2 separate regions of the Homo sapiens genome follow, and region 1 is linked to region 2. A link is an interaction called in ENCODE POLR2A ChIA-PET data of the cell type or tissue named here. Cell type or tissue: OCI-LY7. All regions are shown on one strand. Each heading gives the region's core, and the rest is flanking DNA. Links, peaks and the distances in the headings are about the cores only.

Evidence for each region. ChIA-PET counts read pairs that join two places held together with the same protein. Peaks named below come from ENCODE experiments on the same cell type or tissue, not always from the same donor. Only the 100,000 strongest peaks of a DNase experiment are listed, where the experiment ranks them.
Region 1: POLR2A ChIA-PET joins it to region 2 with 14 read pairs; 3 of 35 experiments call an interaction of 5 or more read pairs at or near these places.

The regions. Positions count from the first base shown.
Region 1 is chr6:87,801,223-87,806,607 of GRCh38, forward strand. All of the region lies in intron 2 of LOC101928911 (a long non-coding RNA gene), which reads left to right. Among named protein-coding and RNA genes, the nearest start is that of AKIRIN2, 100 kb to the left of the region's middle. In OCI-LY7, for the core only: no CTCF peak of the experiment used is centred there; DNase peaks (open chromatin) are centred at 719 and 2,739; H3K4me3 peaks cover 2,132 bases; H3K27ac peaks cover 1,191 bases.
Region 2 is chr6:87,917,973-87,923,357 of GRCh38, forward strand. No RefSeq gene overlaps it. Among named protein-coding and RNA genes, the nearest start is that of SPACA1, 130 kb to the right of the region's middle. In OCI-LY7, for the core only: no CTCF peak of the experiment used is centred there; DNase peaks (open chromatin) are centred at 619, 3,299, 4,369, 5,099 and 5 weaker places; H3K4me3 peaks cover 4,307 bases; H3K27ac peaks cover 5,000 bases.

The DNA of each region.
Region 1 (5,385 bases), core at 202-5,201, 120 kb before region 2:
CAAAGTGTTGGGATTACAGGCATGAGCCACCACCCCCAGACTTTTCTGTTTTTAGATTGGGTAATTCTTTTGATCTATCTTCACATTTACTGACCCTTTCCTTTGTCATTTCCAATTCATTGTTAAGCCCATCAGTGAGTTTTTAAAATTGCAGATATTATATTTTGTAATTCTAGTATTTTCATTTGGTTCTTTTCTATTTCTCTGTTGTGATTTTCTTTCTGCTCATTTGTTATGAGTATATTTCCTTTATATATTTGAGCGTAATTATAATGGCTGTTTTAAAACTTTTGTTTCTTAATTCCAACATATAAATCATCTTAGGAGTCTCCATTGATTGTCATTTTTCTTGTATATGAGTCATATTTTCCCATTTTTTCTTATGTCTTGTAATTTTGGATCATGTTGTGCATATTGTGAATGATATAGAGACTCTGCATTCTCTTATGTTACTCTAAAGAGTATTGATTTTGTGTTTTAGCAGGCAATTAACCTAGTTGATTTCAGTTTCTAAATTCTTTTCCTCTGTGGTGTGGCAACTGAAATCTGTTTAGTTCTTTTAGCTCGAGCTAGATTTCTTGGTATCTATCCAACATATGTATATTTTAGAGGCTGGCCAGAGATTTGGGCAGAGTTTATATGTAGAATTTGAGTCTCCCTTCTGCGGCTATTTCCTTTCCACTATTTCTCCTTTCACTTCTCTGCTGTTATTGCTTTGAATTTTGTCTTCCGATTTCTTAGCTAGCAAGGTTTCTGTGCAAGTTTTAGCCACCTTTTGGTGGGACCAATTGGGAGTACTCTCAGACAAAGAAATAGAAAAAATTGGCAAATATCCAGTGGGTTTTTTGTTTGTTTGTTGGTTTGTTTTTTGTTTTTGTTTTTTTTTTCAGACAGAGTCTCACCCTGTTGCCCAGGCTGGAAGCACAGTGGCATGATCATAGCTCTATGTAATCTTCAACTCCTGGGCTCAAGTGATCCTCCTGCCTCAGCCTCCCAAGTAGCTAGGACTACAGGTACATGCCACCATGCCTGGATAATATTTTTATTTTTATATATTTTTTGGAGAGATGGGGTCTTTCTACGTTTCCCAGGCTGGTCTCAAAATTCTGACCTCAAGCCATCCTAGTGTCTTGGCCTTCCAATGCACTGGGGTTATAAGCACATTGAGCCTGGCCATCCTTCTCTAAATATTGACCACCTCTAGTTTTGCCTGCTTTTAGACACTCTCAAATGGCTTCAGATTTGTGTGTGTGTGTGTGTGTGTGTGTGTGTGTGTGTGTTTTCCAGGGTTTATAATTGTTACTTTGGGAGGATTGGTGTAATATGAGCTACTCTGCCATTTCTAGAAATGGAAACTTATCATCTAATCTTGTCCAGTGATCTTACGGCTTGCTTTTTAAATTTGTTTTGTTAAAATAATATGGTAAAGCCACTGATAAGAAATACATCAGGAGTACTTCTAGTGTTCAAAAAATAGTTCATAGTAATGATAACATAATTATTTTAAAATCATGATTGTAAAAAATGTGTTCTAGTTACAAGGATCTACGGATAATGTTTCTTTGCAAATTGGATAGTTTCTACAGACAAGAAGCTTAAAAATAACTAAAACATTTTAATAAACTTTTTCTAGTTATTTTTTCTATTTCCACAGAAAAATGAAAACTCTTCTTATTTTGCCCATTTCTAAACTTCATCCTCCAGAATCCTCCTTATATTAATTTGTTCAAAGTGTGGGTGCTGAAGTAGATTATAAAGTTTGTAGAAACTGTGGCAAAAGAGTAGAGTTGAGTGGAAAAAATAGAGAATTTTCATTACTTTATGACATGATCTTGGAAGGATTCTCCTTGTCTTTATTTTTGGTGCAGACCAGAAATAAAATGTTTAAGAATTTTTAAAAAATCCCATTCTCTCTTTCTCCACATTATACAACACCATCCTGTAGAAACTGTAATGTTTCTTGTGGTCAATTTATCATTCCATTTGATTGATTAGTATTTAGGTCCTCATGGAACACTAGGGTTAGTGCTATCGTTGGGAAGCAGGGAAAGAAGATGCTGAAATACTTCATGGTTCTGCTCAGTAATGAATCCTGATGTGCTAAGGGTCCCCAACTTTTTCTGTATTTTAAAATATATAAAATGAGCAGAGTCCTGGTGTTTTAACTGTGGCCAAACTTGCTTGGGTGACAAAGATTTGTGGCCAACTCTAGACCTATATCCTGCCAAATCACTGACCCAGGAGAAGCTACAAGTTGTGGACTTCCCATTGTGAAAATCATCTAACAAAAATGTGAATCTTTTGCCTTTATGAAAAAGATAAAAATCATAAATAAACATTTTATTATTTGAGCTACACATGAACGTTTTAATTGGCTTATCAGTGTGTACTTTGTTAGGCTGCTGATTACAATTTTTTTCAAAATGTTGTTCTGATTTATATAATTTTGGATTGATGTTTTGTTGCATTCTCTCAGTAAAGTTAAGCAAAGGTACTGGATTTTAGTTGTTTATTTTAAATATTTTAGAGTCGTGAGGAATTTAAATATTTCCTATGAAGCTTATGGGAAAGAGCTTTAGAGTGAGAAATAACTGAAGAAAAAAATAGTCTTCAAATTGAGTGATCACAACTTGCCAAATACCTGGGTTATTTCCTGGCTCTTTATCATGGCTTGTTAGGACTCAGACGCTTGATCAAGCTTTGGCAGGATATAGAGGCAGTAGGATCTGTGTAAAACTTACTGTGGCCACATAAGATGATGTCTTCTCTTTCCGCCTTCTCACTTACGCAAACATATTGCCTCTTATAAAAGACTTGTTATATGTGGCCACCCAGCATGTGCTTTAAGGAAATGCTTTTTGGTTTCATTTTATAAGAATATACTGGCATTGGATAAAGAAAATTAAATAGCTTATGTATTTTGTATTCTCAGCAAAATATATGAAATGAGGGTAAAGATAGTCATAGGTAAGCCAGAGAGCAGTGGTCAGGGTTCCATTTTCTCGAATACTTCTTATTTTATGTGAGAATTGATGGGACCTCCAGGGCTACACAAGAAATTTTAATCCATGTCTTGATGATTTCCTCATTTTCTGTCAATTTGGAACAGACAAAGATGAAATTTAATAGCATAGAACTGGATTTATTAGTAACCAATTAGAAAGCTTTTTTTTTTTTTTTTTTTTTTACCAAAAGGGAAATTTCACTTAAGGCTTCAAGAAACAAATCTTTAAGGAACAAAATAAAAGTTTGGGAATGGGCCAAGTGCGATGGCTCACGCCTGTAATCCCAGCACTTTGGGAGACCAAGGCGGGCGAATCACCTGAGGTCAGGCATTCGAGACCAGCCTGGCCAACATATAGTGAAACCCCATCTCTACTAAAAAATACAAAAAGAGCTGGGCGTGGTGGCTCACACCTGTAGTCTCAGCTACTTGGGAAGCTGAGGCAGGAGAATCACCTGAACCTGGGAGGTGGAGGTTGCAGTGAACTGAGATCGCACCACTGAACTCTAGTCTGGGTGACAGAGCAAGACTCCGTCTCTCAAAAAAAAAAAAAAAAGTTTGGGAATAGATCTAATATTATTATAATTAGGTCCAAATATATTTTAATTTTTCCAGCCAGACACATTTAAAGGCATTCTCCATAACCTCTCAGTGAGACCAATCACTTTCTAAACCACCACATGGACTCAGGGTAACCTGAGATTTCCTTCTCAAGCTGCACCCAGAACACTTGTGTGCCCAGTAACTGTCTTAGTGGCGTAGTTACTTAGCACATTTTCCTGTGGGGTAGGGACACTTAGGATACAAAACATAAGTCATTACTTGTAGGACTAATTCTTCAAGCGTAAGAAAAGATTCATCTTTAGTGGCTGTGAGCACAGATATGCTAAGTAACAAAAAATAAAAACAGCTGACATTTTGAACACTCACTATATCAGGCATTATGCTAAGCATTTTATTATAGTGTTCCATGAAACCCTCATACCCCGTGAGTAAGTATCATTATTATGCCTATTGAAAAATGGGGACGCTGACACTGATGCTTAAAGGACTTGCCTGAGGTCATGTAGCTAATTTGTGGAGGAGCCAAGTATTCATTTCAGATCTATCCTTCTGCAAAGCTTTTCAATAACTACTATATACTATTTATCAATCCAATTTATCAAATTCAATTGATTCATAGATTAATCAGATTAATCAAAATAATATGATTAATGTAGCAAGCTAAACTGGTTGAGTTAGTTAATATGGAGGCAGAAAGAAGTTACTCCTATAAAATCAAGATGCTTTGTTTAAGTATTTTCTTACATGCTGATGGTAGGCAATTTTTAATGTAACAGTTCTCAAAATGTGTTCTGGAGACCCTTGGAGGAAAACTCTTTTAGGTTCATTTTTAGGTTCATGTGTGGACAAACCTATTTTCTTCTTCTTCTTTTTTTTTTTTTTTTTTTTTTTTTTTTTTGAGACAGAGTCTCGCTCTGCTGCCCAGGCTGGAGTGCAGTGGTGTGATCTCAGCTCACTGCAATCTTCGCCTCCTGGGTTCAAGTGATTCTCCTGCCTCAGCCTCCCTGGGATCACGGGCATGCGCCACCACACCTGACTAATTTTTGTATTTTTAGTAGAGATGGGGGTTTCGCCATGTTGCTCAGGCTGGTCTCAAACTCCTGACCTCAGGTGATCCGCCTGCCTTGGACTCCCAAAGTGCTGGAATTACAGGTGTGAGCCACTGCCCATCCTATAACTTCATTTTGAAAGATACATTTCTCAGTGGGAGGTAGCTGTGGAATCTCTGTACACATTTTCCTGGTATGGGAGACACATTTTGGATGACAATGCTTCTCATAGTGACAGACCTTGGTGGACATGTTTGGCCCTGTCACCGTTGGTTGGAGCAGAGTAAACCTAAAGTGAGCCAATTAGATTCTCATGCCCAGGAATTTGATGCTAGGATTCAGTGATGGCTAGTAGCTCTTTACAGCTGGAACTGAAATGGTGAAAACCCAAGCAGTGGGAGAGCATTCACAGAAAGATGGTGTGAAAAGAGAAGAAAGAAGCAGATGCACTGAGAGAAACAAGGAAGAACAGAGAGGGAACACTGTCTGGGTTCCCAGGGGCTTTCCAGGTCATTTTCTCAAGCTTGGCTGCCTTCATGGGTTTTGTGAATTACCACTGTGATTTTAGAATAAGTTCCTCCTTCCAAATAAGCTAGCTCAAGTTGATTTTTATTGTCAACCAAACAGATATTAACTGAGACACTCAGTTTCTGAAAAGCTGAAATTCTCATGGAGGCAGGGCATGTTTCTCTTGTTCAAAGGTGCAATTGAAAATATCTTAGAAAAAAATTGAAAATAATTTGTTAAAAGAGAAGGAACAGGGATATT
Region 2 (5,385 bases), core at 293-5,292:
ATGATGATTTGGAAATGAGAAGCTGCCAGTCTAGAAAGCTCTGCTTTTGCCTGGTAAGCTAAAGACCACAGGATGCTGGACGCTTTAAAGTGCCATTCAGGCAGGAAAATAAAAGTTAAGTCAGGCCTGGACACTAACAGCTGCTTTTTCAATCTGCAAAGCTATTCTTCTATAATTACTGAAGCCAGAAGTTGCTTAAACTGGAAAAAAATGTAAACTGTTTCTTCATTTTTATTGTTGTTATTATTAAGATAGCTTTTTATTCTTTTAGAAGACAATACAGCCACATCTCAATAGCTTAATTTGAATAATTTTTTTAAAGAGATGAATTACCACATTTTGTTTATAATTATAAGGACCAATGGCTGCTTCAGGCCTCTGTAAAGCCAAGAGTCCATTTTCTGAGAAATAGAAAACAGAAAACTAAGCTGATTTGCCTGGAGAACTTCCATGGGCTAATGGTTTGAGAGAGGTTTTATCTCTCTAACGAGTGTAATATTAAAATTAGGTGGGTTCAAGAGGTTTTATTTTTGTAATATTTGAACTAAATATATGTAGACATCTGCAAATGCCAATCATATGACTTATGTGGGCACAATGAATTGTTTGTGCTCACACATATGCTGACAGCATTTGTTTTATGCACCTGCTTCTTCTCCAGTTCCAGTTTGGTTCGATCTTTTGATTATGTTTTAATGTGCAGGCGTTTGCTGAAGTGTAACCACTTACAGAGCATCTGGGCTCGTATGGGTTTTCAAACTGAATCCACATTTTAACAGTTTCTCACCTCTCTATCTGGATTAGAAAAAACCGACATCATCGTAACCAATGTTAATCATTCTTTCACATTCCAAAGTGCTGACATTTGCTTCTTGGTTATAATCCTCAATTTGGAGTTTGGCTCCTTGCTTTGTCTCAGGTTCCCATGGGCCTTACAATAATGCTTATCATTTGCATAGCACTTTTAAAGCCCCTTTCAATTGTTAATTAATTAATTCATAAGATGTCCTTTCACAATCTCCACTTAATGCATAAATAAGCAAACTGGGCCAAACAGAGGTTAAATGACTAGGGCAGAACCATATGTGGATATGGCTAGTCCTTTCATTTATTTTTTTTAAATTTCCAGAAAGGAAGACACATTTTAATTCCAGGGCTCACCAAAATTTGCAATTTCTACATCACACTACACGGTCAGTTCATGAACTGGGGCAATCTGGGGAAATACTTGCTTTGGTATAGTGTTAGGTGTTCAAGTGGAAATGAGAAGTCCTGGGTGACTTCCTAAGATCATGGAACCCTCTCTGATCTACAGGCTCAGGCCAAGCCTTAGAATAGGATGAGCTCTCCAACTTTGTTTTAAGGATAAGCTATTTTTTGATGTTTTCTGAAATGTAAGAATGATTGCCCTGGAATGTCATATTGCTCTGGGTAGTAGAAATAAAAAACATAAAATGGGAAAGGCTTTTCTTACTAAATGCCTGAGAAAAGTGTGCTTTTTCTGGTCCTTGTCACACTTGGGATCTACTGGGCACCTTTAGCATCTGGTGTACTGCAAGACTTCAGTAAAGACCTGCTTAATTGGCTGTTACCCTGAGTTCAGAACAGCATCTAAGCTGGGAAGAACAGCTTCTGCTCTAGAGAAAGAATGAAGAAAAGATGGGAAACAGCTGGTTGAGAAGGTGTCTATCTGAGGGGAATAGGCGGGGGAGAAGAGGCAAGCCACCAGAGAGTAGTGATTACTTCTGAGATGGTCACTAGGTTTCCTGTACCCAAGTGCCATAAAAGCAATTAAATGGGATATTATCTCAGTTTCCTAGGGCTACTATAACAAATTACCACAAACGGGGGTTTCAAACAGCAGAAACTTATTCTTTCACAGTTCTGGAGGCAAGAAGTCCAAATTCAGCAGGGTTGGTTCTCTTTGGAGGCTCAGAGGGAGAATTCATTCCATGCCATTCTCCAAGCATCTCATGGGTGCCGGCCACCACTGGTGTTCCTTGGCTTGCACCTGTGTAACTGTAGTCTCTGCCTCCATCTTCTCATGGCCACCTTCTCCCCGCGTCTCTGTGTCTCAAATGTCCCTCTGCTTTCTCTTTCAAAGACATCAATCATTGGGTTTAGAACTCCCACTAAATCTAGGATGATCTCATCTCTCTTAACCTTAATTATATTTGCAAAGACCTTATTTTCAAATAAAGTCTTACTCACAGGTACCAGAGATTAGGACTTGGATATATCCTTTTGGACACACAATTCAACCCACTACAGATATCATTCTTCCAACCTCAGGTCTGAGGAGAAGCTGAAATAGTGACTGGGCAGTGCAAACTTGGGTTTCCAGATGGAGATGGCCAGCAAGTGTTTCTGGAGCCAGAGCTGACAAATGCATCCTTCTACCTCTCTTCATCCAGCTCAATGCTCAACTAGAGGGAGGAGTTGCTCTGCAGCCCCAAGAGTCCCCACCGTATCTGGTGTCTGTGGGAGAAAGTCTGCTTTCTGGATGGCAGAGACGACCTTCACGCCATGCACACCAGCAGGCAGACACTTCCCCTTCCTCCTGGCCCTGATCCTAATGATGATTCCTTAGGCATCTGGAAGAGAAGGGTAGCTCTATAATTCCTGGGTTCATGAACATTGTAAATGGGAGATTTCTCTGCTCATGGTAATACATGGGAGACAAGTCTGGGTACTCTAGCACTGTTTTTGTGCTGACCTGATCCTCCCGTTCTCTCCCCAAACACCCCAAATTTTCTCTTCGGGGGTCTCCACAATCTTCTCATCACCCAAGTTAGTAACCTGATGCATCATTGTGGATTTTCCCTCTGTCTCACCTGTTACATTGAATCAGCCCCTAGATCATATTGATTCTCCAACTTTCCATTTCCTAATCCAGCCTTTCCTTTTCTTCCTGATCAGCTCTTTTCTCTTTCAGCCCACCATCACCATCTCCTGAACTACTAACCTTAGCTGCTTTTCTGGTTTGTGTTCCTCCAGTTAATTCTTCCTTCCAATCTTATCTGCTACTCTGCTGTGATATTGATGCTTCTACCAATTTTTAGGTACCCTCTTACTTTAAATCTTCCACTGGCCTCCATGGCCGATAACACCCAAACTCTCTAGCAGGCCACAAATTTCTTCATGATCTGATTCCTGACAGAGGCAACTGGGCTGCTGGATCAGCTGTCAGTGGTGCAGACATGACTTCTGCTAAAACAACCTCTGGGTGCCACAATCCTGAGGTGGGTGCTCTGGTACACAGCAGAGCTCTCCACCCAGCCCAGTGCTTAACCAAATCCACACACCAAGATGCCTCCAACCAATCAGCAATACTCAAGAGAGTTTGCTTTTTAAATACAGGGTGTGGTCTCTTGGCTTTAAAAAACCTATCTTGTTTCTTCTTCTCCTGAAACCTCTTTTCCCAGAGCCTAGACTCTGTGCTGGATTGAGTTTCCTGCTTGGCAGTAAAAATCTTTTCCCCGAGTATTCAGTCATTGGCTCTGTAATATTTGCTTTAAACAAAAAATCTCTATTTATCTCTAAAGCCTCATATTTCCCCCATTTCCCCTAAAGTTCCCTGTGTTCTAACCATTCAAAACTTCTTAGAATTCTGTGAACAGTTGGCCAGGTGTGGTGGCTCACGCCTGTAATCCCAGCACTTTGGGAGGCCAAGGTTGGTAGATCACCTGAGGTCAGGAGTTGGAGACCAGTCTGATCAATATGATGAAACCCTGTCTCTACTAAAATACAAAAATTAGCCAGGCATGGTGGCATGCGCCTGTAATTCCAGCTTCTTGGGAGGCTGAAACAGGAGAATCCCTTGAACCCGGGAAGGGGAGGTTGCAGTGAGCCAAGATCATGCCATTGCACTCCAGCCTGGGCAACAAGAGCAAAACTCCATCTAAGAAAAAAAAAAAAATTCCCTGAACAGCCATGCTTTCATTCCTCCATGCACTGTTCATGATGTTTCCTCTTCTGAGAACACCAAATACCCCATGCACACCTGACTATCCTTCCAGCTTAAGTGTTAGGTCTGCTGATTCTCTTAGGCCTGGGAGCTCTTTTTTTGGCATTCCCATAGCAATCTAGTAAATGATAATAGAACTTAGCACACATATCCAACCCCAAAATGGAGCTTTTAAAACTGTGGGTCAACATCCCATTAGTGGGTGGTGAAGTCAATTTAAAAAGTAAAATAGAACATAAAGTATCAGAGTATATTGCCTATAGTAAGGGTCTGGTATGTGAACTTTTGCTGCTGCTGGTGTTGCTGCTGGGTGGTGTGTGTGTCTGTGTGTGTTTGGGGGGGGGGTTGTTACTATGGGTGATGGGCACTAGACCGTGAGATACTTTAGTGCCAGGATCTTGCCTCAATCATCTTTGTATGCCTGGGGCTCAGCCCAGCGTTGGCACAGAGTTGACAGCAAATGTTGAGTGAATGAAAGAATCAGTGCAAATGTGAGAATACTGTAAAAGGTCCTCAACATGTTCTCAGGAGGCCAACAAGGGTGACTGGCAAAACACTGAAGATTGCAAAACCCATTTGCTAACCCTGCCCATGTTTATAAATAATCAAAGCCAGAGGTTTGGAGTAAGTCAAGCCCATGTCTTCTGCAGGTATGGACTCAGATTCAGCTAATACTTAGCATCTACTTCTTTGCCACATGCTATCTTATTTAGTCTTACAAAAAAGCTGCAGTCATGACTTTCCTTTTTCAGTTCTGAAACCAAGGCACAGGGAGGGTTAAATGTTGCTTTAAGCAAGAACTGTGCTTGAATTTACATCTTTTATCAGTTAGGTGAGTGTTCTTTTATGTAGGGAGATGCACAAGTCAGGAGTGTGCCAGCTTCTGGGAGGCTGTGGAGGAGAGATGGGGAGGACCAGGGTAGCATAGGACCCATGCTTGGTGATAGCTCAAAGGAAACAGCCACACAGAGAAGAAAAACATTAGCATATATTTGTGACAAAGACTTGTAAGGCCTATGAAGAAGTGATTTGAGTAGGCATGTCAAAGGTCCATTAACCAAAAAGCAGAAGACACAGCTCTCTAAGTGTGACAGGAAGTATTTGTCATACAGTTGTACTGTCACGGATGGGAGCCACCAGCAGCTGTTGTGTGCTGTTTGCACATTAACCACACAATCGTGGAGATTGATTTGGGAGCCTAGTCCCTGCCCCACTCCCCTGTCAGCCTTCACCTGTCTGCTCCCTCCTCTCTCCTTCCTACCCCACTGTTCACTCACCCCTGCCCCCTGGCCCACCTCCTCTTCCATCTGGATGCCTCAGAGCAGATGTGGACACAGCCATATGTTCCATCACTCTGACTAATGCTGCTGTGCTTCTAGGTTGGCTCAAGTTGGATTGTGATTAGTGTTTACTGCTAT